4 separate regions of the Mus musculus genome follow, and all the other regions are linked to region 1. The links are chromatin loops, found by intact Hi-C in ENCODE. Cell type or tissue: heart. All regions are shown on one strand. Links, peaks and the distances in the headings refer to the core of each region. The heading gives the core; the rest is flanking DNA. Region 1 holds the start of Vldlr (very low density lipoprotein receptor). Region 2 overlaps Gm35438 (a long non-coding RNA gene). Region 3 holds the start of Gm35268 (a long non-coding RNA gene). Region 4 has its middle 150 kb from the start of Gm815.

What was found. Peaks named below come from ENCODE experiments on the same cell type or tissue, not always from the same donor. Only the 100,000 strongest peaks of a DNase experiment are listed, where the experiment ranks them.
Region 2: it touches region 1 in a loop (1.8-fold over the local background); 8 of 42 quality-filtered maps call a loop at or near these places.
Region 3: it touches region 1 in a loop (4-fold over the local background); 4 of 42 quality-filtered maps call a loop at or near these places.
Region 4: a loop joins it to region 1, with 2.3 times the contacts of the local background. A loop is called at or near these places in 5 of 42 quality-filtered maps.

Annotation. Positions count from the first base shown.
Region 1 is chr19:27,213,839-27,219,541 of GRCm38, forward strand. Vldlr (very low density lipoprotein receptor) reads left to right here and starts at 3,182. Exons shown (of 18, transcript NM_001161420.1): 1 at 3,182-3,858. The coding sequence starts at 3,777. The region is part of intron 3 of Gm35438 (a long non-coding RNA gene); the gene reads right to left. In heart, for the core only: a CTCF peak has its summit at 3,052; DNase peaks (open chromatin) are centred at 3,133, 3,713, 3,983, 5,183 and 1 weaker place; H3K4me3 peaks cover 3,083 bases; H3K27ac peaks cover 2,564 bases; H3K27me3 peaks cover 1,571 bases.
Region 2 is chr19:27,120,965-27,126,667 of GRCm38, forward strand. All of the region lies in intron 6 of Gm35438 (a long non-coding RNA gene), which reads right to left. Among named protein-coding and RNA genes, the nearest start is that of Vldlr, 93 kb to the right of the region's middle. In heart, for the core only: a CTCF peak has its summit at 3,328 (motif pointing right); a DNase peak (open chromatin) is centred at 3,387.
Region 3 is chr19:27,310,089-27,315,791 of GRCm38, forward strand. It overlaps Gm35438 (a long non-coding RNA gene), which reads right to left. Exons shown (of 8, transcript XR_003952921.1): 2 at 4,434-4,596. Gm35268 (a long non-coding RNA gene) reads left to right here and starts at 2,787. Exons shown (of 4, transcript XR_386629.3): 1 at 2,787-2,992. In heart, for the core only: no CTCF peak of the experiment used is centred there; DNase peaks (open chromatin) are centred at 2,363 and 2,683.
Region 4 is chr19:27,034,373-27,040,075 of GRCm38, forward strand. No RefSeq gene overlaps it. Among named protein-coding and RNA genes, the nearest start is that of Gm815, 150 kb to the left of the region's middle. In heart, for the core only: no CTCF peak of the experiment used is centred there; no DNase peak of the experiment used is centred there; H3K27ac peaks cover 1,822 bases.

The DNA of each region.
Region 1 (5,703 bases), core at 493-5,492:
GCACTATTAGGAGGTGTGGCCTTGTTGGAGCAGATATGTCACTGCAGATGTGGGCTTTAAAATCCTCATCCTAGCTGCCTGGAAGCCAGTATTCTCTCAGCAGCCTTCAGATGAAGATGTAGAACTTTCAGTTTCTCCTACACCTTGCCTGCCTGGAGGCTACCATGTTCCTACCTTGATGATAATGGTCTGAACCTCTGAACCTGTAAGCCAGCCCCAATTAAATGTTGTCTTTAAAAGAGTTGCCTTGGTCATGGTGTCTCTTCACAGCAGTGAAACCCTAACTAAGGCAGGGCTCTTGTGTCTTGGTTTCCTCAACAATGTAAGCCCTTCCTTCAGTCGTCCCAGTGTAGCAGTTAAGCTAATACCAGGTTGTGTACAAACTCTCGGTAGATTAGGTCAACATGGGTTGTGTCCTTCTTCTGTGTCACTGGCTGGCAAGTCTTTCCCTAACAGGACAAAAGGTAAATACTTTAGGCTTTATGAGTGACATAGTCTCTGATACATGAGTATATATATGTATCCAAACCTTTAAACTGTATTTAAAAGCTTTTTTATTCATAGACATTTTCAGAGATGTGTGTGTATTGCTACTCATGAGGTCGATCAGAAACCTTCGTTAATAGCACAGCCACCTTTTGAATGCCTCCTGTTGCCAGGGAGACAAAAAGAGCCTCACACAAACAATGAAATGTCAGGGTCTGGGAGTGATGCCCATGCAACTTCTGTCCCTTAATTAGTAAAAGTTAATACCTTAACCCAGACAATGATAAAGAGGCTGAGGCAGGCTGTGACTTACTGAGTGAAAAATGCTGACTAGATCAGCTCAAGTCAAGCACCCGGGGAAGCCTTTTCTTACATCCTTATCCTGCGACCAAGTCAGCTGGGTTTCCCCTGTAATCCTTATTCATTCATTCATTCATTCATTCATTCATTCATCATTGTGATGGTTCAGATGGAATGGACAACCTTTGCATGCTAGGCAAGCAATCCACCACTGAGTAACAGCCTCAGCCACAGCTACAGTCGCATCTCTGTATTCTACAGCATCTGAAACAACTTTGGAACACAGTGCCGCATGTAAAACAGTGCTGTAATTTTCAACATGTCTCTCTTACCTTGACCAGCTCCCATGGCCTCCTCAGCTAAGTATTGACCCATGGCGGTTGCCTTACATAGCATAGAACCCAGCACTGCTCAGTGTGTGTGCTGTTTGGACACACTAGTTCACTCGGTGGATTGTGGAAGTAAATAGCACTACTCACATAGTTACCTGAAGGCCTCTGTTCGTTTGCCCACGTTATCTACTCGAGATTAATTTATTCTCTTAGTTATCAGTTACTCTCTATGTTAATTATATGCATTCGTCCTTTGGAACTTCTTTCAGCCTCTAATAGGTTGGTCTGAAAGAGACCTGCTTCTTGAGGCCACAGATGATTTTGAGTATCATGTGGGTTGTTTCTGATTTCAGTTTACAGGTCAGATGGCAGGCACAGAAAAGGGAGTGGTTTGTTTTTATCCTTTGAAGTTACACAGAGGCAGAGGCAGTCGAATGATAGACCAAAAAAGCCACCAGGTTGAGTGTAGAGCCATAACTTGGCTTACCAACAGTTTATTTATGCTAGAAAGCATAATACATGTTTGTCAAAGTTAAGTCTTATGTGCCGTATCAATGTTTCCCTTGTCGTGTACCTTTCTCTCTCAAGTAAAACATTGAAAACAAGCTTGTGACGTCTCAGTTAACTATGGAGCCTGTTCATATTGACTATTTATTGACTTCACCTATGTCCCCCACCCATTTCATCAGGTGTAAAGTGACTATGAGCTTTTCAAGCCCCAGGGATACGAAAGTTAGACCATCCCCCTCAAACTTGGTCTGTGGACTGGTACTGGCTGTGATCACGTGTTCACCATGCAGTTTCCGCCCATCTCCTACCCTCTGATTATACACAACAGCATCCACAGTGAGCAGCTTTGAAAGACCCCATCTGCATGTGAGATTATCCATCACAATGAGGCTAAATTACACCGATCAAAATGTACCCTGGCTGAGAATTACCCCCAGGGTCTCCTGGGTACATGAGAACATCTCTCCTAGTAGACTGTCCCCAGAGAACTGCTCAAGAGAACCAAGGTGACATTACAATGCCAGAAGGAAGCTAGGACATGGAATCTGAAATCTGTCAACTTTGATTCATTCGAGGTACAGCAACTTATAAAACAGAAGCACATACACACATATTAACAGGTGAAATAATTTGGAAAAATCTGTGGTATACCACAGAAAGCATCTCAACCAAGGCGATGTGTTCAAGAAAACTGAAGTACACTAAGAACAAACCATAAACTTAGGTCCTGTCTGGCACCCACCTCCCTCCAATCTATCCTCTCTGGGAGGGTTGACTTCTTTCCCTCCACAATGCTTATAATTGAACGTTACAAACTATACCAAGAATAAATCTACCGGGGTCCCCTTCCTCCAACCAGAAAAAGGTTAAGCTTTTAATTACAGGCCCTCAAACTATCATTTTGTGCAATTAGCAATTAACTCTAATCGTTGATGAGAGAATGCAGAGCTGCGCTGGCAATTTCCCTCCTCCCCATCCCAGACTCGGTTATTTTAGTCTTGTTCTATTACAGAGGACAAGCCACAACCGCGGGAGCGCTCTTGTTCTTTCTCTCTTTCTCTTTCACACACTCTTACTTAAAGCCACATTTAATTTTTAACAAAATGGCATCTCAGCTTGCCATTGAGATGGGACTCCGAACCCCACAGCAGAACAGCGGAGCTTTCGCACCCCTCCTCTTCATCACTTTCAGGTTGGAAAGAAGAGTCCCCCGGAAGATGCTACCTACCGACCTCACTACATCAGCCCTTCCTAGGGGCTCAGGAGAGGGAGGAAAAGGGTTCCTTGCTGCCCCCCAGACCCCTCAACTGCCAGCCCCATCAAGCCTGGAGGCGGTGGCAAGAGCAGCAATAGTTGCATCAGCGCTCCTAGCCAAGGCGCCAGGAGGGTACAGTAGCAACTGTAGGGAGCTAGGGAGCGCACAGCTGCTGCGGCCGCAGGTTCCCTGGATCAGGAAATTAGGACAGGCACCCGGGATTGGAGGTGAGGACGGTGCGCGAGCCAACCAGCGGCCGCCCCGGGTCCCCCGTGAGCCCCGGGCCAACGCGCGGAGCAGTCGAGCCCCTGGAGCCATCCGGATGGCGGCGGCGACAGCCCCAGCCCCAGCCACTCACGCACGCACGCTGCCACTTGCCCCCGCACCCTCCTCACTGCGCGCGGGAGAGCGGTGCGTGCCTGAGCTGCTGGGCTGAGCTCCCCCGCTGGGGTCCCCGCGCCGCTCGGCCGCGCTCCTGCGGCCGCCCGGGTGGTTGCCCCCAAACCGCTCACTTGAGCTGTCCTCGGTGGCGAACGGGCTCCCCGCCCCCTCCTCCCGCGCCGTTCCCTCCCCTCTCCCTCCCCTTCTCTGCAACGCCTGCATTATTTTCCGCCCGCAGGGTCCGCGCGCACACCGCGGCCGCGGCGGGGGAGGTGACCGGGTGGGTGGTTGGGTGGGTGGCTGGCGGGGAGTAGAGTGTGCAAGTTGCAGGGAAAGGGTGCCCGCTCCTTGCGTGCTCTCCGTGCTCCCGGCTCTTCACTCCTTCCCCCTCCTCCTCGTCTCCTCCCTCCCCGCCCCCACCTCCTTCTTCCTCTCCGAAGGGCTGGTAACTTGTTGTGCGGAGCGAACGGCGACAACGACGGCGCGACGGAGGCACCATCCGGGCGGGCAGCATGGGCACGTCCGCGCGCTGGGCGCTGTGGCTGCTGCTCGCGCTGTGCTGGGCGCCCCGGGACAGCGGCGCCACTGCAAGCGGTGAGTGGGGACGCGCCCCTCCGCACTCGGCCCGAAACAAGCCGAGGCGTCCGCGATCGCCGCGTTCTGGGGGACCCCGGGGCTCCTCTTGCCCATCCCCTCCTAGCAGGCGCCTCTCCACGCTCCTCTCCTGCCTCCCCTCCCCACCCGGGTGGCGCCTCTGAGCTGTCAGAGCCGAGGTTACTGGGAGCCAGGCCCGGGGGACGGTGGGGTTTAGGGTGTCCTAAAGCGTCCCTTGAACTTGTTGTCATTCTTCTGTGTCCCCCTTCTTCCCAGAACCTCTGTTTTACATGGTTTTCACCCCCCATTGACAAGGGCTAGGGGATGTGGGCTTTGGAGCCACTGAACAATGGTTCTGCCTCCTCTGCCAGGCGGGCTGTTAGGACCGTGGCAGAGCACGGGGCCTGGAAGCCCGAGTGCGCCCCTCAGACTTAAGCAGGGTTGAGAGCGCACAGTGGGTGAAGGTGGGCGTCTCCGAGGACACCGGGCGCCAGGTGCCGGCCGAGCCGGGAGTCCTCGCGCTGCCGTGAGCAAGCGCACGTTCGGTGGGCGGCAGCCTGGAGGCCGAGCCATGACAAGTACGCAGCCTGCGCCCGGGACTGAGACTCCCCAGGCGCCGGGCCGTCTCTCGGGCTCCAAGAGTGGCTTTCAACTGGACTGTCCTCCGAGTGCTTTTCTTTCTCCCATCCCCGGGGATTCCGCAGCTACTGCGGCTTTTAAAAACCTCTGGGGTCTCTGAGATAACTGAACGGGGGAGGGGAGTGGGATCAAGACTTAATCAGGTTACTTTGCCGAGCCTCATTCTGGGCAACACTTTCCCCCAGAGAAACTGAGTCCCAGTGTAGTGACTGTAATTAGCCTTTATTCTGCACAATACGGCCCGAAGGTGTGGAGCTGGAGCGTGTGACTGGAGCTTGGGGAGGGCGGGGTGACTACTGTCGAGTCCCAGGGGGTCGGCACACTGGCTTTGGAGCCCTGTGTGTTTCCAGCACCCCATCTTGGGTCACACAACTTTCCAGAGCAGGTGATAAGATGCCTTCCTAACAAGGTCCGCGTCTGATCCTTGGCGGGCCACTGAAGAGGTCTTAGAGGTCTTAAGAGGTGACACCAAAGTGCTTGCTTGCCAACCAGCTCTAGGTAATTAGGGCAGAACGCTGTCCCAGCTCTAAATAGTCCACAATCCACATCTCCTGTCGCCGGGTAGCTTAGAAGGCCCGCCTGCGTGCGGTCACGTGTGTCCTGGAGTGAGAGCGAACTTTCAAGTGTGTGGTCAAGCTGTCTGTCGAGCTATGCTGGGGTGTTTAAGTCTCCCAGCGCCCCTGGGCCTTTGGTTCCGCTGTCCGGAGCGTGAGAAGCTGGGCAGGGCTTTTCTGCCCCATGCGATTGGCTGGTAGCTGGATTGCGTTTAGCTTGGTCACGTGTCTACGCGGAGTTAATTGAGCTGCCCCAGCTGGGTTACCTTTAAGATCAGCCAGGCTCAGAGGGGCCTTTCCCTCTGGCGCTTTCTCCAGCTGCACTCTGAAAAGGGCCCAGGTATCGTGACGCTAGAATCCTTCCTGTGACAAACCTCTGTGCCCAGAGAAGCCCTGCTTAACAGAACATTTCAGACGCTGACATTAATCATTAATGGATGAGTAATGTTAACTTATTAAACCATCTCTCAGAAGAGTGACTTGACTCGGGCTATATATTTTGTAGTATTTCAAAACACGAATGCATAAAATCCATTACTGACTGTGATCCGGGGAGTTGGGAGAAAGGAGTCTCCTTAGCTGCAGAACCTTTTGGATTCTTGGAATGTTTAAAGTGCTAACTTTCCATCAGGTGCTGTTTTTTACGGAGTGG
Region 2 (5,703 bases), core at 209-5,208, 93 kb before region 1:
AATGCCAGGGGGTCAGGTCTGGCCATGGAAACCACTACAGAACCCAATTAAAAGTTGGCTTTCCCAGCTTCTCTCTTGACAGGTACTCGGTACACAACTCCCTGTCATTTCCCAGAGGAGAGGTGATGAGCTACAGCCCAGCAGAGAGGCGCAGCTCTGTGAGGAGCTGTTATGGCTGCCACCGCAGCAGGTGCAGAGGAAGTCTGGGGAATTAAAGACACTCTAACAGAAAACAACCCTCTGCCACTGTCACTCGAGCTGGCAGGGAATGGAAGAGGGGTGACCTAAATTCTAAGAATTTAATACATTCTTTTAAAAAATGCCAATTACAACATAATGCATATTTGATTGTGTGTGTGTGTGTAACATCCTGACCAAAAGCAACACAAGGGAGGAAAGGTTTATTAAGCTTACAATTTACATGTCATAGTCTACCACTGAGGGAAGTAGAGGCAGGAACTTTTATTTTTTGAAACAGGATTTATCTGTATAACCCAGACTGTCATGGAACTTGCTCTATAGATCAGGCTGGCCTCAAACTCAAAGACCCACCTGTCTCTGACTCCTGATTGCTGGGATCAAAGGTATGCATCACCTAGTTAAGAGTTGTTTTATTTTATATGTATGAGTGTTTTGCCTACATGTCCACCATGTGGGTGTCCAGAGCCTGAGGAGGCTAGAAGACTGTTGTAGTCTCTGGAAGTTTAGTTACAGATAGTTGCAAGGTGCCATATGGATGCCGAAATCAAACCTGTGTCCTCTGGAAGACCAAACAGTGCTGTTAACCATGGAGCCATTTCTCCAGCCCAGTGACAGGAACTTAAGCAGCTAGTTATAGCACAGTCATCATCCCACGCAGAGAGAACTAATGCATGCATGCTGCTTGCTTGCTTGCTTTCTCTCATCTAGCTCTCTCTGCTCCACTCAGGGGTACCCTGCCTAGGAAATGATGTCATCACCCACAGTGAGTTGCATTGTTCTATGTCAACTAACAATCTTTCTTTATCAATTAATCTTTCCATATCAATTAACAATTAAGAAAAATCCCCTACAGATATCCCTGCAAGCCAATCTGCTCCACATATTTCCTCAAGTGTGACCCTCTTCCTGAGTGATTTTTAGCTTGTTGAGTTGACAGTGCAAACTAGCCAGCACAGGAGGCTTGATCCAGTGGGAGTAATTAGCATTCACTGTCCTCCGACCATTTCCATGTCTGTATGTTGAATTCTTACTATGCCTCTCTTCTAGATCCTTCTCCTCACAGGTAAACTGGGAATGGAGGAGTGTTTTGAAAAATCCCATAGCCCTATGTCAGCCTGCCAGCAAACAGAGCTATATAGGCATTCTTTCTCATCGTAGCACAGGTTGGCCCATGTCCATTTCATGGTGGTTGTATATGATTCAGTGAATGGGAGAGGTGCACGCCTAGGTCTTGAGACCTAGGTTCAACTCTGGCACACTGGTCTACTGACCACGACATAACACAAGGCCAGTCGAGAGAGAGGTAAGGAATTGGGCTGTGTGCACTGCAGGGAAGAATCTCAAAGTCACACTGCATGAGGCCTGGCTGCAGGGAGGGAATAATTACAGCGGCTTTGGCACATCTACCACTTCCTTTCTCAGACTCTTGGAAATTGAATTAATAAGCAGGAGTTGCTTGGTGAATACAAAATCAAGTATAATTGGATATGCTCAAGGTTTATTTATACCAGGCTTCAAAATAGCTTGATGAACTGTATCGGCCCCAAATTCTGTATCCAGTAAAACAGAATGTCACAGGTTTTTCTCTCTGTATCTGTCTCTCTGCTTCTATCTCTATTGGTCTCTGTCATTTGTCTTTCTGTCTGTCTCTGTCTCTTCCTCCAAGTGTACATCTGAAGAGCATTTCTCAGAGTGAACCCCTTTTGCACATGTCTGCCACTAAACATTGAGTCCTGTCCCTGGACAGCAGCAGCAAATTGGATTTCTATGCACTCTACAACGCTTACTAGGTTTGGCTTACAGTCGATACAAATTTAATGGCAGTTGAAACTATTTCAGAAAGAGATGGGGGGAGTCTCTCACCTGCTCCTCAGGGGCCTATAGACCACGTCTCTCTCAGAATCTGAGTGAAGAACCCCTTTTTCCCCTGTTCTTATTAGCCAGAGCTGTAATGACCAGGAGTCTCCCGCCCTTGTGATTTATGACCTAATGGCAGAGCACATGTTTCTGAAGGCTACTGGGGTATGGATACCAAGGAATATGTCCTGGGGTTTCAACCAAGCTGAAACCTGGTTGTTCTGTGGAAATCAAGGAGCCCTCAATTGCGTTAGAGTAAATTAACATTCTGCTTCTCAACACAGCCTGGAATGGATCTTCCTGGGGAAATGAGTTCTCTGGGTCAGTAGTCCATCACATGCTGCCCTCTTTAAGGAGCTCGGAGAACAAACTTCTCTGGCTTCAGAATGGGAACCGTGCCCTGCTTTTTAGGATTCTCAAGTTTGTGGGTGGTTCCTCCTTTCGACAACACAGATCCTGTATGTGAGGGCATCTCCTTTCTGTGTGTCGCCTGCTTGGCCAGTTCTGTGCCAAATCTGAAACCCATCCCTGGCATGTCTCCAGGCCCATCTGCTGTGGGGTTTTTAGATGTTAGCTTCACACTGCTTTTGCCTTAGATGCTGTAGTTCCATATACATGCGCGGCTGCTTCTTTGTCTAAACATTTTAACATTCATTTTGTCCGATTTCAAGTAGTGATTTAAGCAGCCTCCATCCAGCGCTCTGTGAAACTTCAAAGAGGTGGGAGGGGATAAATAAATAAAAACCTCGTTACCATGAAAGCTCACATTTGAATAGTTCTTTTTTTTTTTGAGTACTTTTTAAAAATTCCCTCAGTTCCATGTATTTTGCTATCAACATACTCTTACTTTTTAAATCCAGGTCCTGAGGCAGAACTATCACATCTCTCTGTGTTCATTAGCTTTTTTTTTTTTTTTTTGGTCCAGCCGAGACCCCTCCCACTCTGCCTCGTGCATCCTGCTTATTCCCTTTCCTGCCTTATGGTAACAGTTCTGACCACACCCTTTGGCTGCTTTACAGTTCTGTAGAATGTATAGTTTTTGCTGTGGACTTAACTCCATGCAAATGTAACTTTTATAAACCCAATCTGTTTCTCTTCCCATCCAGCCTTGCTTTTAAGATGCAAGTGTTTTTGCTACAAGCACATTTTGTCTGTTGCTTCTCTGTGCTAAATAGCAAGAGCCTAACACACTTTGCCTTTCTATTTTCCATCGCGGCAAATCTGCTGTGGTTTCCGTGTGAAAGTGTGCCCCAGAGCTCACGTGCTCGAGCGCTTGCTCCCCAGATGGTGGCGCTGTTTGGAAGGTTGTGGAAACTGCAGGAGGTGGAACCTCACTGGAGGCTGTGGGTCACAGGAGGTGAGTCTAGCTCCACTTCCTGTCTGTTCTCTGCTTCCTGCCGACCAACAACCTCCTATCCCAACTGTGACGCCTTCCCTGTCAGGATGGTCTGCATCTTAAACCATAGGCCAAAATAAACCCCTCCTCCCTGAAGTCTCTTCTTGGCTGGGGTTTAGTCACAGCAGTGAGAACAGCAAATGGTAGAGAAAATTGGGATGAAGTGTTCTGCTATGATAAGCCTGATGGTGTGACTTGTAGGCCTTGAGGATGGGTTTTCAGAAGGAATGTGGAAGAATGTGGAACTGTGGACTACAGACGCCTTAGACTGCTGTAAGCTTAATGGGCCACACTAGTGGGAGTCAGAAGACAACAGTGCTGAGAGACACGCAGACAGGGAAGGCTCAGCAGGAAAAGTGCCTGTCATGAGAGCCCGCTGTAAGAGTTTGACGTCAGAACGCATGTAAATGTGGAAGGAAAAAACCCAAATGGATTAAATTGTGCTTTGACTACCCCCCACCACACACACACATTTTTTGAGGAGGAGGAGGAGGGGGAAGAGGAGGGGGAGGGGGAGGAGGAGCAGCTTGGCTTCATTCTACCGACTTTGAGGCAGAATTCCAAAGTAATGTACTAATTCGTTGGCAGAGTAAATCACAAGACAGGATAGGGTTTAGGCCATGTCATGATACTGTTCACTGCTCTTAACCAGGTTCTGCTATGGGAGAGAGTGACAAATGCAGCAGAAAAATATGACAAATGCCGACTTGTTGAGAAGAGCAGTAAGTGACTGTGAAGTTTCAGATAATGAGGGAGAAAAAGCAACCAAAAAGATGAGGCAACAGGACACGTGCCCCAGTGGTAAGGCCCTGCCCACTAATGGTTCCAATTGGTGGACATGCAACTTCATTTGAAAAGAGGTAGCCTGAGCTAAAAATGCTGTCCAAAGAATTCCCTGATCAAATAAAACTTCCCGCTGAAAATATTTTCCCATAGTCATCCACCTAGACATACTGACATCACTGTAGCTTTGATCCAAAGGGGCCAGACTCCATCTGAAGCTTGTTGTAGAAGTTTGCTGCAGCAGCCAAGGTGAATACTGGTTTTATAGGCATATGAGATGCAACAGTGAGGGACCAATGGAGTCTTGAGACAAGGCTTCAAAAGATCACTGAGGCCAGGCCCTGAAAAGATGTTTTTGTGACGTTCTGAAGATGAAGTCTAAGGTACAGTGGAGATTCTACAGTGGTGCTGATTTCAGGACAGTAGACCATCTTCCAACGTGAACAGCAGGTGGGAATGGAGCTGGCCCAAGAGATAAGCTTTGTGTGCTGTGGGTAGAAGAGCTGGGGGAGCAGGGCAAACCAAGACCTTTGGAGCCCAGATGAGAGTCATGAGTCCCAGATGCTGGATAAGTAGCTGCAGAGTCTTGTGGTCTGGAGGGTTGAGTTGAAGTCTTGCTTTGTTCTAATTTTTCTTTCGTATGTTTCCATTGCCTCTTTTTGGAATGGAAATCTTTACTCTGTGCCATTGTATATTAGAAGTGTGTAACTTCTAATGATTTAAAAAAATTTTTTACAGGAGTCCCTGTAAAATGCAATCACAAGATTGCACTGAGTGTCAGAAAAGACTTTGGACCTTTATAGTTTTGATGGGGGGGGGGGGACAGGGAGGATAGAGAGAGAGACTGAGTGAACATATATGCACTCATATATAGAAGGAGTGGGTCCCTGCTTACCTCACTACCACTTCTTGTCTGCCCTTCACCTCCTAACTGTGGATCCAGTGTAACTGGTCACTTCACATGCCTGCCATCATGCCTGTCATACCATGATAAGCTGCATCTTTAGTTTTCAGCCAGAATGACCCCTTCTTCCCTTAAGTTGCTTCTTGTTGACTATTGGTTGCAGCCACAAGAAGATGAGAATAGTGGCAAACACAAGTAGCCTCAGACAGAAGGCGTACATTCTTGAAATGAAAGAGTGATGTCAGTAATTACACCAAGACCAGAAGTTTATTATAACTACCCCAAGCAAGCTGGGACACTTCTTTATCTGATTCATATGGGTTTTTATAATTCCTTTTTGGAAACAGATGCCTAGCAGTGGACTTGGCCTGCTGTATCAGAGAGAAAACAAAGATCTAGTTTTCTACTGCCTCTAGCATGTCCATACCAGTTTCTACCCTATCAGCAGTTCACGAGGGTTTCCATGATCCTAGGTCTGTGCCAGCTTCTTGATTTTGCTTACATAACACATGTAAAATGATATGGCATAATTAACTTACTCTATCCTTCTGTTGACAATCAC
Region 3 (5,703 bases), core at 314-5,313, 96 kb after region 1:
GCTGAAACAGAAGTCCTCCCTCATCTCAAAGAGCTATATGTATGCTGGACATCAGTCATTCAAATGGGGATTTCATAGGCTCACTTCAACAGATGTAAGACAGTGAGAAAACGGGCAAGTACTGACATTACTGAACCCAACCATATCACTAAGAACAAAACTGGTCATGGTGAGGGGGAGACTGCTAGGCAAGGGAAAATGGCTGCCCTCAGTGCAGCATGTTCTGTGCACACAGAGCCCACAGGTAACTTGGAAAGCTTTCTAATGAGCTTCTAGAAGTAAACTTTGATGGTGGTGGTAGGGTACACAGATGATAATGAAAATATCAAAAGACAGACCAGAAGGGATTTGTTCGACTTCCTCTTATCATTAGTTGATACAAGTGCAATTGTTTTCTCTGGGGACCAGTTGCCTTCAAAGACATTGCCATAGGAGACAATTTTCTACCACAGAATAGAAAGTTGCCCCAAACTTTAAGTTCGAGTTCTTAGTGGGAGGTCTGAGGACAGTGTGACAGCATGAACTCCTTTGCCCACCTCACTGTTCTACCAAGCCCCATGAGCTGCATGCTCATTTTGACATCATTTCTCTGTAAGGAAGTGCTGATGACTTTGGTCTGAACTGCTTTAATTTACATCCTGGAACACACAGGGAGCACTTTGCTGACAATTAAGTCTATCACAGCCCTCAGGAGACAGCATGGAGAAGGAAGTGGGAAATTTGAGCTAGCTTCCTTCAAAGCTCTTCTATTTCCAGCCCCATGTCACCGCTGGCTGAAAATCAAACCCAGACGGAAACCGAAGGTCAACAATGGAAGTGCACAGAGAGATGTAATTCCCATCCTATCCCCCAAGCTGAGAGAGCAATGGTACCTGGCTGGTTCCTCACCGTCAAATAGGATGCATGCATAAGTCTCACTTGCTAGATTTCAGCTTCCAAACTACTTTCCCTGTCCTTATTCCTTCACTTGACCATCAGTGTAGCCCACAATATTAGGAACTGCCTCCTCTACTTAGCCTAAGAGGCACGAGGCTCAAACAACTTGCATGATGTACCCAGGTCTCACACCCAGAAAAATAAGACATTATTTAGAGGTAGGTTTTCTGATTTGAAGTCCTCTTGGTACAATTAATTGGCCAGTCTTCATAAAGATTTAATACACACTGTTGGTGGGATAAATAGAATGACGGACAGAGAAGTGATGTATTTCGAAGCAAACACAATACGAAAAGCATAAATTAACTTTAATATTTGATAGAGCCAAGGAATATCTGCATATCTAAATTAACTCATTAGAAATGGACTTCAAACCAGAAAACCCAAATGGGAATTTGCTAGTTGCTCTTTCCCACAGTTGGCATTTGTCAGGAACTGACTTCTGAGTTGTCCCCGAGGAAGTGTGACATGGAGATTATGACTCTGGAAATGGACCAAGGAGATGACTCAGCCCATAAAGTGCTTGCCCTGTACGCAGGAGGACCTGAGTTTGTAAGGTACCTGCCTTGGGATCATAACCACCTGAATTTGATCCCAGAAAAGATACTGAAAAGCACCCAGGCATTGTGGTACATGGTCAAAATCCCTGCTCCAGTACTGTGAAGAATAGCTTTGGGGGTTTTCTAGCCAGCTAGTCTAGACTTCTGTTGGACTTCTGAGCCAGCCAGCCTAGACCACTGTTGGGAGCAGAACACGGAGGTCCTTGTACTCACAGATCTCCAGAGAACCCAGAAATGTTAAGCACACAGGATTGTCTTTCCAATGAAAAAGATGGGAAAAAACTGTTCTTCCATCCAGAAATCTGAGAATTGGAAGTTATGAAGAGCCTAGTGATCCACGTTATCTGCTGGGCCAGGCCACATCAAGCTCCTCTAACCGTGACGAGAGATACCTGGTAATCTAAATGATTTTTATAGCCAGAGGCTCCCTTAAGCTCCCACAACCAGGACAAAGGGGTCCCTGAAGATTACTTGGTAAATTCTAGGTCAAGTGAGAAATACTATCTTTAAAAAAGAAGACAGACTGAACTTGAGGACGACACTCAAAAATTTTTTTCTACACAATACAAAGGCACACACATACACACGCACACATGCACAGGTGCATGCACACACATATCCCTCTGGGAGTAAATACCCTAACTTTCAATTGACCCCACTGACCACTTACTAGCGATGCATCCAAGTGGAAAGTGTTTATGGCTTGTCCATGAAAGGAATTGTGTACAACCTACACAGTCAGTTAACCATTTTAAATATCAGCTATATATTATGTAATTAAAGTTGTGCTGGAGGCTGGGGACACTATCGTGCTCAGTATACAGATGCAGTAGATCTGTAGCATGTGTCAGCCTCTGGATCTCATCACCCACACTGCAAGACTAAATAAAGAAGATTGAAGCTGGCCATGCTGCTGCACACTTGTAACTCCAGCACTTGGGATGCCGAGCCAGTTCAGCTACAAAGCAATAATACTTTCTCCAGTAAGTAAACGAGTAAATAATGTTGCTCCTATCTGAGCTTTTCCCTTTCCTAATATCCACTTCCAGATCATTTCTTGTTCAGTGTGGATGTAAGTGTGGTCCTTACTAAATCTGAGCAATAACCACAAGTCACCCCTTGCAAATCAGACACTATGTCACGCACTAGCTACAACCCAAGGACACCGTGAAACTCCGAGGGCACATGAGGATCAACCATTGCGCAAGCCAGCAGCAGACCAATGTTCTCACTGAGCAGCAAATGTACATCATGTGCCACAGCATGCAAAGTGCCGGAACGTCGATGACACTTGAGAAGGTGGCTGTGGTGACTAATTGTGACTCTTGCTCTATAGCGAACACCAAACATCTATTGGCTATAAAAGGAAGTTATTGGTGATTGCTCTTGTCAATCTGCCAGGACTTAGAATCATCTGGGAGGCACACCTGCAAGTGTGTTTCCAGAGAGGATAAAGTGAAGATGGGATCTCAAAGTGGGATTTCATCTTCTAGGAGGTGAGCCAATATAAGAATGTCTCAGCAGTCTGCATATGCCTGCCTTGCTCTTTATGAGTATATCTGTCTATCATTGCATCAGCTGCTTATCTGTCTGTCACTGCACTTGGCACACTCCACCCACATCAGCTGCAGACTCCCTGTGCCTTCCAACGTGGGCTCAGCACGAATGACTCTCCAGGGATCTTCCAGGCTTACAGAGAGGCAGGGTGGCACTGCAGAGGATTCCAGCTTTGTGGATGGAGCAGCTACCATGTTCCCCAACCCTCCAGCATGTTGACAACCATTGTTGCGCTTGTGAAAACAAATCTCAGAATACTATATACTATATATACCTCCTATCATTCTGTGCCTCTGGAGGACCCTGTCTGATACAACATGATACAATATAACCGGAATGCCTGTGTTCACATTATAGCTAAGTCACTTGTGGAGAGACTCCAGGTGACTTGTTTAATCTCCCCATGCCACAGTTGTTCTCCTGGAACCTGAGGGTAGCTTTAGAACCTCGCTCGGACAGTCTCTAAGTAAGCTAATGTAAATGAGTCTTTGAAGAGTACCTGAAACTTAATAAGCACTGTGCAGCTGCTTGCTTTTACTATTAGGAAAATAAGAGATAAGTTTAGGCTAAACTATTGGTGAAATGTAGAATATAAGTATTTTTAGGATGATGATGATGGTGGTGGTGGTGGTGATGATGATGGTGGTGTTTTGTTTTACTTTTAACATATGTAATATTTGCGGGGTTTTATATTGGCATAGCTTTTTACTGAGTAATTTGGCAATATGCTGAGAACTTTTAAAACACTTTCACATTTATCTGTCCTACTCAAAGAATATAAATGACAGATACACAAGCATAAGGAGGCGATGAAGAGTAGGAAAAAACTTTCTTGTTCAAAGACCCAATAAATAAATCTTTAAAGGAAAAAAAAATCAGAACCCCCTGAAGGCAACAAACATTGTTTTTATTATTTTACAGATTTCTTACTCATGTTCCTTCTTAATTTTCTCTTCGCTGCTGTCTTAGAGCTATAAGCAAAGTCAAAAGGAAAGGAAAGGGTCTGCACATTCATTAGGAAATATCAAACTCTTGACTTGATGATGATTTTATTTTATTTTTGAGAACCCTAGATATTCTATTTTAAAAAAACTAAAAAGAAAATTTTTTTCAATTTGATAAGATGACTTAATCCAGGATAAATTAATAGAACACTGATAAGTCTTCCCTCTTCGAGCAATAAGCACCTAGTTATGAAATATGGATAGTATTTATAATAGCAAACAATGGTAAAGAAATGCAGCAAAGCAGGCTTAGTACCATTACAAATAAATCTATGCAATCTGTATGACCTGGCCAAGAACCATAAACCAGACCTGCTCAAATGGAAAAAAAAAAAAAAACAAACCTATTCTAAGCGGTGTCTGTCACTATACTTACATCTGACGAGGGCAAAGAACAGGAGTGGGCTTGGTATCGTTGGATAACAATGCAGAAGATGGATGACCTGATACTTCACTCAGTCATCCAGCGAGGCTCCACGCTACTCCTCAGTCACAATCTAGATCTGGCCTGCGTTCTCGTACAGCTTGACAGTAATAACCTAAGCCAAGATGGTATGAAAACGTAATGCATGAGGGTTGGTGTAAGTTAGGTTGATCTTCAGTGTCATCTCCACCCACACCATCACGTGACATGTAGAAATGGGCCTGAGAAGGTATAATTTGCTCAACAAGTTCACACAGCGGTCAGTGAGAACCAACTGCAATCAGGGTTCAGTTCTCCCGACTTCCTCCACATGCGTTTCTGCCTTTCGGATAATAGCCAGAGGCTTTTCACTATGTTTTGACAGAGGGTTTTTGTGTATATTGTGTGTGTGTGTGTGTGTGTGTGTGTGTGTGTGTGTGTGTGTCTGAGAGAGAGAGAGAGAGAGAGAGAGAGAGAGAGAGAGAGTTGTACGTGTGTGTTAAATACTTATATGTGTAAGTTTTTTGCCTGCATGCACGCATGTACATAGTGGGTATGCCTGATGCTTTCAGAAGTCAGAAGAGGGTGTTGGATCATCAGGAGCTGGAGTCACAGATGGTTTCAAGACACCACATGCAGAGAAGAAACTACACCCAAGTCTTCTGCAAGAGCAACAAATGCTATGCCTTCTCTCCAGCCTATTTTAAGATGTTTTTACAGTACAAATTTTACACATGCAAAAAAATAATAATCCTGAGCATTGTCATGGTGCTGGTATTTTATTAATTAATATTTTGCAATAATCATGGAACATATAAATAAGAGACTGTCAGGCTACTTATTAAGAACATGTAAATAGCATGATGGTACAATGCCTTTAATCCTAACAGTGGGGAGACAGAGGCAAGTACATCTCTGTGAGTTCAAGGCCATCTTGATCTATATAGTGAGTTCCATGATAGCCAAGGGCTACATAGAGAAAACCTGTCTCAGAAAAGAACAAAAACAAAAAATGAACGTTTAAAACAAAAAATGAACTTGTAAACATAGGTGTAGATCTATACGTGGAAAATAATAAAATGCTAATTGCCATTGAGATATAGCGGCAGCTATAAAATTTTCCACTTACCATCAACCAGTCTGTTTAAATTGCGTATGTATGATAAATATATGGAATTATATATTTAGATGTATTTATGCACTCATTTGTATAAAACTATATAGGTATAAATATCACTAAAAT
Region 4 (5,703 bases), core at 299-5,298, 180 kb before region 1:
ATAGACACATTTATTTGGCTCACAAACCAGGCAAAGTCCAGAAGCAGATTTTCCCATACTGCCTTGCAATTCAAGACTACTCACCGACCCCACCCTCTGTGTTTCTTTACTGTTGCAGCCTTGGACCATTGGCTTGTCTGATCACATAGTGCTGTAGCTCCAAGAACCATGCCTTCAAGCAAGGGCATCTACATGTGGTTTTTGGTAACAGGAAGCAAATGTCTTGAAGGAGAATCTACTCCCTAACTGCTCCTGTGGTCTTATTGGTCAGAACTGAGGTCACCTGCCTCTTCTCAAGTCATTCTCAAAAAAGGAGAGATAGGATTGCCATCTGTGGCATAAACTGATTTTGTTCCATCTTTTCAGGCCAGAGGAAGGGCTCCCTCCTTCTTGAGTGTGTTGTTTTATAACCTAGAGGAAAGTGTAGTGAGGGCAGATATCAATCAACAGTTTTGCCATGGACCCAAGCTGAGGGTTTTGTCTCTATACCATATTTTCTCTGCCATGTCTCAGGCTCTGTGTTTGTTTCTTCCCCAGAGTATGAAAACCTCATCCTTCCCCATGCTGCCCTGACTTTGACAACCTCAAAGCCTAGAGGGAAACATGATTTCACACTAACTCTGGCCAGTCCTTGGTGTAAGAGCATAAACTTCCCTGATTCCAAACAGTTCCATTCTAATATGTGGAGATAAGTAAAAGTTCAGAATGCTATTGGGGAGGTGAAAGCCGGGTCCATAAATGATTCTGATAATCTTTCAGAGAAGGCTCATAACAGGATTTGGAACTCAGACGGCCTCCTCTGAATGGGAAAGAGGCCAACTCGGCTACAGGTTGAACATTGTTTAGGTGGAAGAACAAGAACAGCATTGGATTATACCTTCAGTGTGCACAGGAGAAAAAAGTAAAGGTCAGGTCTGCAACAGAAAGTCACCAGGATGCTTGGAGGACTCGGAGGAACATGTGACTTTGGCCAAAATACACATAGGCACAGATGTGGCAGTATTCAGTCAATCAGTACATGGATATCTATGTACAATACTATTATATGTAAAATTACTGCATGTAATCTTATATGCCAAGTTTGAGTGATATGACATGGCATGATATATGGGTCATCTATATCATAGCAATACAATATGTTGATGATAACTTAAAATGCATCACACACTGACTTTGATAAGCAGATTCAAGGTACCTTCCTTACATAATTACTCAGAATCAGATGCACAGGCAAACCTACTATATTCCAGAGGCTAAGTACCCTGTGCAGTCTCTCTGATAAATGGTGGACCCAGGAATCAGAACTTAAGGCTTGTGTGCTCTTCAGCCCTCTCTGTCTCACCCTTCTTCTCTTGCTTCCATTGGAACCCTGTGCAGGCGATGCACTAATGAGCTTGGATATGGCAGCAAGTCCAGCTAGTGGGCACAGATGCACAGACCAGACACCAGAGAGAGTGGAAGGACATTTATCAGAAACAAAAATCTGGCTAGAGAAATGAAAACAATAACGCCTTTAATTATTTTAAATGTTCAGAGAATTAAATAATTTATGGTCTTTGTTTTATAAGAGTTCCTGAAATGAATAGAAAAGATGGACTGTTGTGGTATTTCTTCTTTCTCTGTCCTGTAATTCATGCAAATATATGCAGGTGTTATCAAGGTTTCTCAGCAGACATTCTATAGTCTAGAAAGGATGTTCATTAACTTGCTAAGCCAGATACTCCCTGTTCTTTCTCTCAATTCATTTGCCTAATTTGTTTGTGCAGGCTCTTCCAGGCACTGGGTACCAAAGAGGACAATAGAGACTTGAGAAGAAACACTGAATCCTGCCTTCCATTTCTACTTGCAGCTGTAAATCCAGCTGCCAAAGACTCTTTGCCCTGGACAGATTCCCCTAGACCTTCAGCAAGGTACTGCCATATTGGAGGGAGCTTACAGAGCCATGAGAATAGAGGCCCGGAAAACAAATGGTGGGGAACAGAGAATGTTAAATAAGTCCCATGTCTTTCTGATTGAAGCAAATTCTAGATCTAAAGCCCTAGGAAGGTTTTGAGACACCAAATCCTACAGGATTCAAAAATATCAAAACATTCAAGAACTGCATCAACCAAGATTACTCTAGTAGGTTAAAAAGACATCCAGGTGAATGGAAATCATACTAATACCTTAATGACTAAGATGTTCAGAGATCAAAATCATTTACTGCAGCAGTGTTCTACAGAGTTCTGAGCTGGAGGATAAAGAGGAGTGTGTGAAACACGGTCTTCTGGACATATCATAGCCATGACACTCATGAAGGCACAGCAACTATGATTACCCATACAAGACCAACCCTGTCAAAGTCCTAGCATGGAGGGGGTGTGGCTTTGGAGGACCCACCCCAGCTGAGGAGCTATTGGCAGTCTGTGGGTGCTAGCAGACAGTCATTTCTCTTTAGTGGCTATTGGTAGGTTGCCCATGCTCCAGAGGATGGCTCTATACTTAAGGTGAGCATGGAGCAGAACCCATGGGACTCAGTAGTTATATGAAAAAGTAACAGAGGGCATCACATTGGGAGGGGCCTTGGGGGAGTCATTGTGGGGAAAGATTAGGGAATAGATAGGATAAACATATATTAGATACATGTATAAAATAAAAGGTAGAGAAGAGACTGAGGATATAGCTCAGTGGTAAAGGGTTTTCCTAGCTTGTATGAGGCCCTAGATTCAATCCCTAAGACTCAAGTAAAAATTACCTATAAAAGAGATTCTCATTTCACTTATAGAGGGGCACTGGGTTGTTAGAAGTGTAGATGCCTGCAATTCCACTCTTGGAACCCCATGAAGAAATATGTAACTCCTGCAGCTGGTTGATGACTTCATAGCCACTCTTTTGTTTCTGGCTTTTGGCTTGACTGATGACCAGAATACCTCCCCTGAACTTTCCTCTGTGCATTGAACAGGCAACGATGAGAAACACTCTTGAAACAATGCTAGAATTCTCCACCTTTCCCCCCCTTTCTTCTCTTGAAGTTCTTATTACACAAGCCCCCACGAACCAACATGCTCCTAGAATCATCCCATCCTTAGAAAGGCCTGAGCACTACCAATGCTTCCATAGAAAACATCTCTCCATGAAGACGGGAGACAGGCAAAACAGCTTTCCATGTCTGAAGCATCTGGCATCTGGAGGGTATATCCAATTATGATCATGTCTCCGATGGAAGAGACGGCATTATGGAGCCCAGGAGACACCAAGCAACCACTTCCACAAAAGCCTGAGCAAAGAGTAGTATTTATTTCCATGCCCAATTGTCCACTTCTACAAAGAAAAATCATTGAGGCATGTCCTCAGTTCTTACCAAGCTTGGGAAATTTACAGTGAGTTTTGGAGCTTCCTAATGTGCACATAGGTGTTAGGTTCATTTTTCATGATAAACACCCATTGACCAGAACCCCCCTGGAATCTGCGAGCCTTGGGAGTGTGAGGGGTTGGTGGCATTTGCAGACCAGTCCTACAAAAGGCACACTGTCCAAAGGTACATTTGCCTCTGTGGGAGCTGATCTGCGGGGAGAGAGCCTCAAGTGAACATGCTGGAACATGAGCAGTATGCCCCTGGGTTAAAAATCCCAGCAAACTATGAATGAATGGACAGAGAGGAACAGGCTGTCCCAGGATGCATCTTTAGCTTCCAAAGTCCTATTTGATCTTAAACAGCTGGAAACTCTGTGGGGCATGGAAACAGTAACACCCAGAGGGTGTTGTGTGGAGGGAACTGGTGTTGGAGTTAGAGGGCCTACTTAGAGTTTCAGCTCTGCCTAGCCTGGCTACGTGACCAGAAGCAGGTCACCAAACCCTGCCCAGTGTGGGTTTTCTTGTCTGTCCAGTGAAAAGCACTGCTTTCTCCCATAACCTCACAGGGCTCGTCATTCTTGACTGCTTTTCCTGCACACAGTGTACAAAGCCCCTGGTGATGCCTTAGTCAGCCTCCAACAGCAAGATTAAAGCAGGGAAATGATCAAATTAATATTACTTTTGTGGAGAATATAACACTAATCGCCATTGCTACCAGCTGCTGGGCTCTTACTGTGCAGCCGGCATTCTGCTAGGACTTAGAGAGCATTATTTATTGCTCAAGGTCACATGACTGGCCAATCCTATTGATAGAACTCAAACCAGACACTTAGGACGCCACAGCCAGAGTCTTAACCCTGTGTGTACTTTATTCCTTGTGACCAAATAAAGCTCTTCAAGCCCTCACTTGCAGAGAGCAAATGAGAATGTTCCAGCTTGTCTCTTAGGCTATTAATAACCAACCAAGCAACCAACCAAGCACTCAAAGAATACCCAAACACAGAGATATTATTTTTGTTGTTACTGTTATTTTGTTTGAGCAGGGTCTTACACTTAGACTAACTGATAACCCAGCAGTCTCTTGGCATTCATTCCTAAGTGCTGGAATCACAGATATGCATCTAGAAAATTTAATTTTAAACCTTCATTATGGAGTTTAATTCAATGATAAATGTGCAGGAAAAATGTGTTCGTGTTTTTACCAGTAGTTACGAACATTGCTTCTTGTTTTATAGTGGGCTTTTTCTTTGTTAGATTAAATGGGTTTCCACTCTCAACACACACACACACACACACACACACACACACACGAGAGAGAGAGAGAGAGAGAGAGAGAGAGAGAGAGAGAGAGAGAGAGAGAGAAAACAATAACAAAATATCCACTCCATGACTAATGTCCAGGAAACAACCCTCAGAGTCAATATCTACTGCAAGAGGCATGAACAGAGTATTGAGAACAGACAGAAAAGAAGTTAGTATAGCCTGGGATTATCAGAGAAACCTTCCCAGAGGAAGTGGTGGTGGTGGAATGGAGGTTAAACTGTTGAAAAGGAAGGGAATAGAGAGAAGGAAGGAAGAAAGAGAAGGGCAGACATATCTGGAAGTGAGTCTCATTTGCCATGGCTCAGAGGCAGGATACACTTACAGAGTTGAGAGAGGTTCACAGCCACGGTGGAAATTAAAATCTGGGAGTATAGAATCTAGAGATGAAGCCAAGGTAGTGGCATGTAGGCCTATGTGTCATGTGATGAGAGGGTTAAACTTTATGATTCCCATTCGGCGAGTAACTGAAGAGGCTCAAGGTCCTGACCGGGGAGTGGGTTCTAATCCTATTTCCATGTTACAAAGCGTAGAATCAGTTAGTAAACATTTGCAGCAATCCCACCAACAGAGGTGGGCAAGCCTTCCTCTGTTCCCATGGTGGGAATGGAGAGAAGCATGAAGTCTATAAACCACCACAGGGTGAGCCCATGTGATTTCCGGAGGGAAGGGATGGGATGTAGTGAGGGTGCTGTTGGACTGCCCTGTCCTTCTTATGTGTCAAGGCATCTGTGTCCCCTGGTTTTTAAATACATCAAGCCATCTGATGTTCCTCATCCCAGAGCTCCTGTACTTCAGACTGCCTTTGCTCAACAGCAGCAAAATGGCCATGATCTTACGTTATGGTAGACTATTCTTTCTCTGTTTGGACATTAAGGAATGCCATCCTCCTTTCAGAGCTACAGCACATGAATGGGCGTGTTTATAACCACACCCAAGGTCAGCAGCTATCAACACGTAGGGAAAGAAGCTAAAAGAGGAAAGTGGGAAAAACTGTTTTAACACCCAGCACCGTGGTGTGACAGCTGGTTGCCCAATACAGTCTCAGGG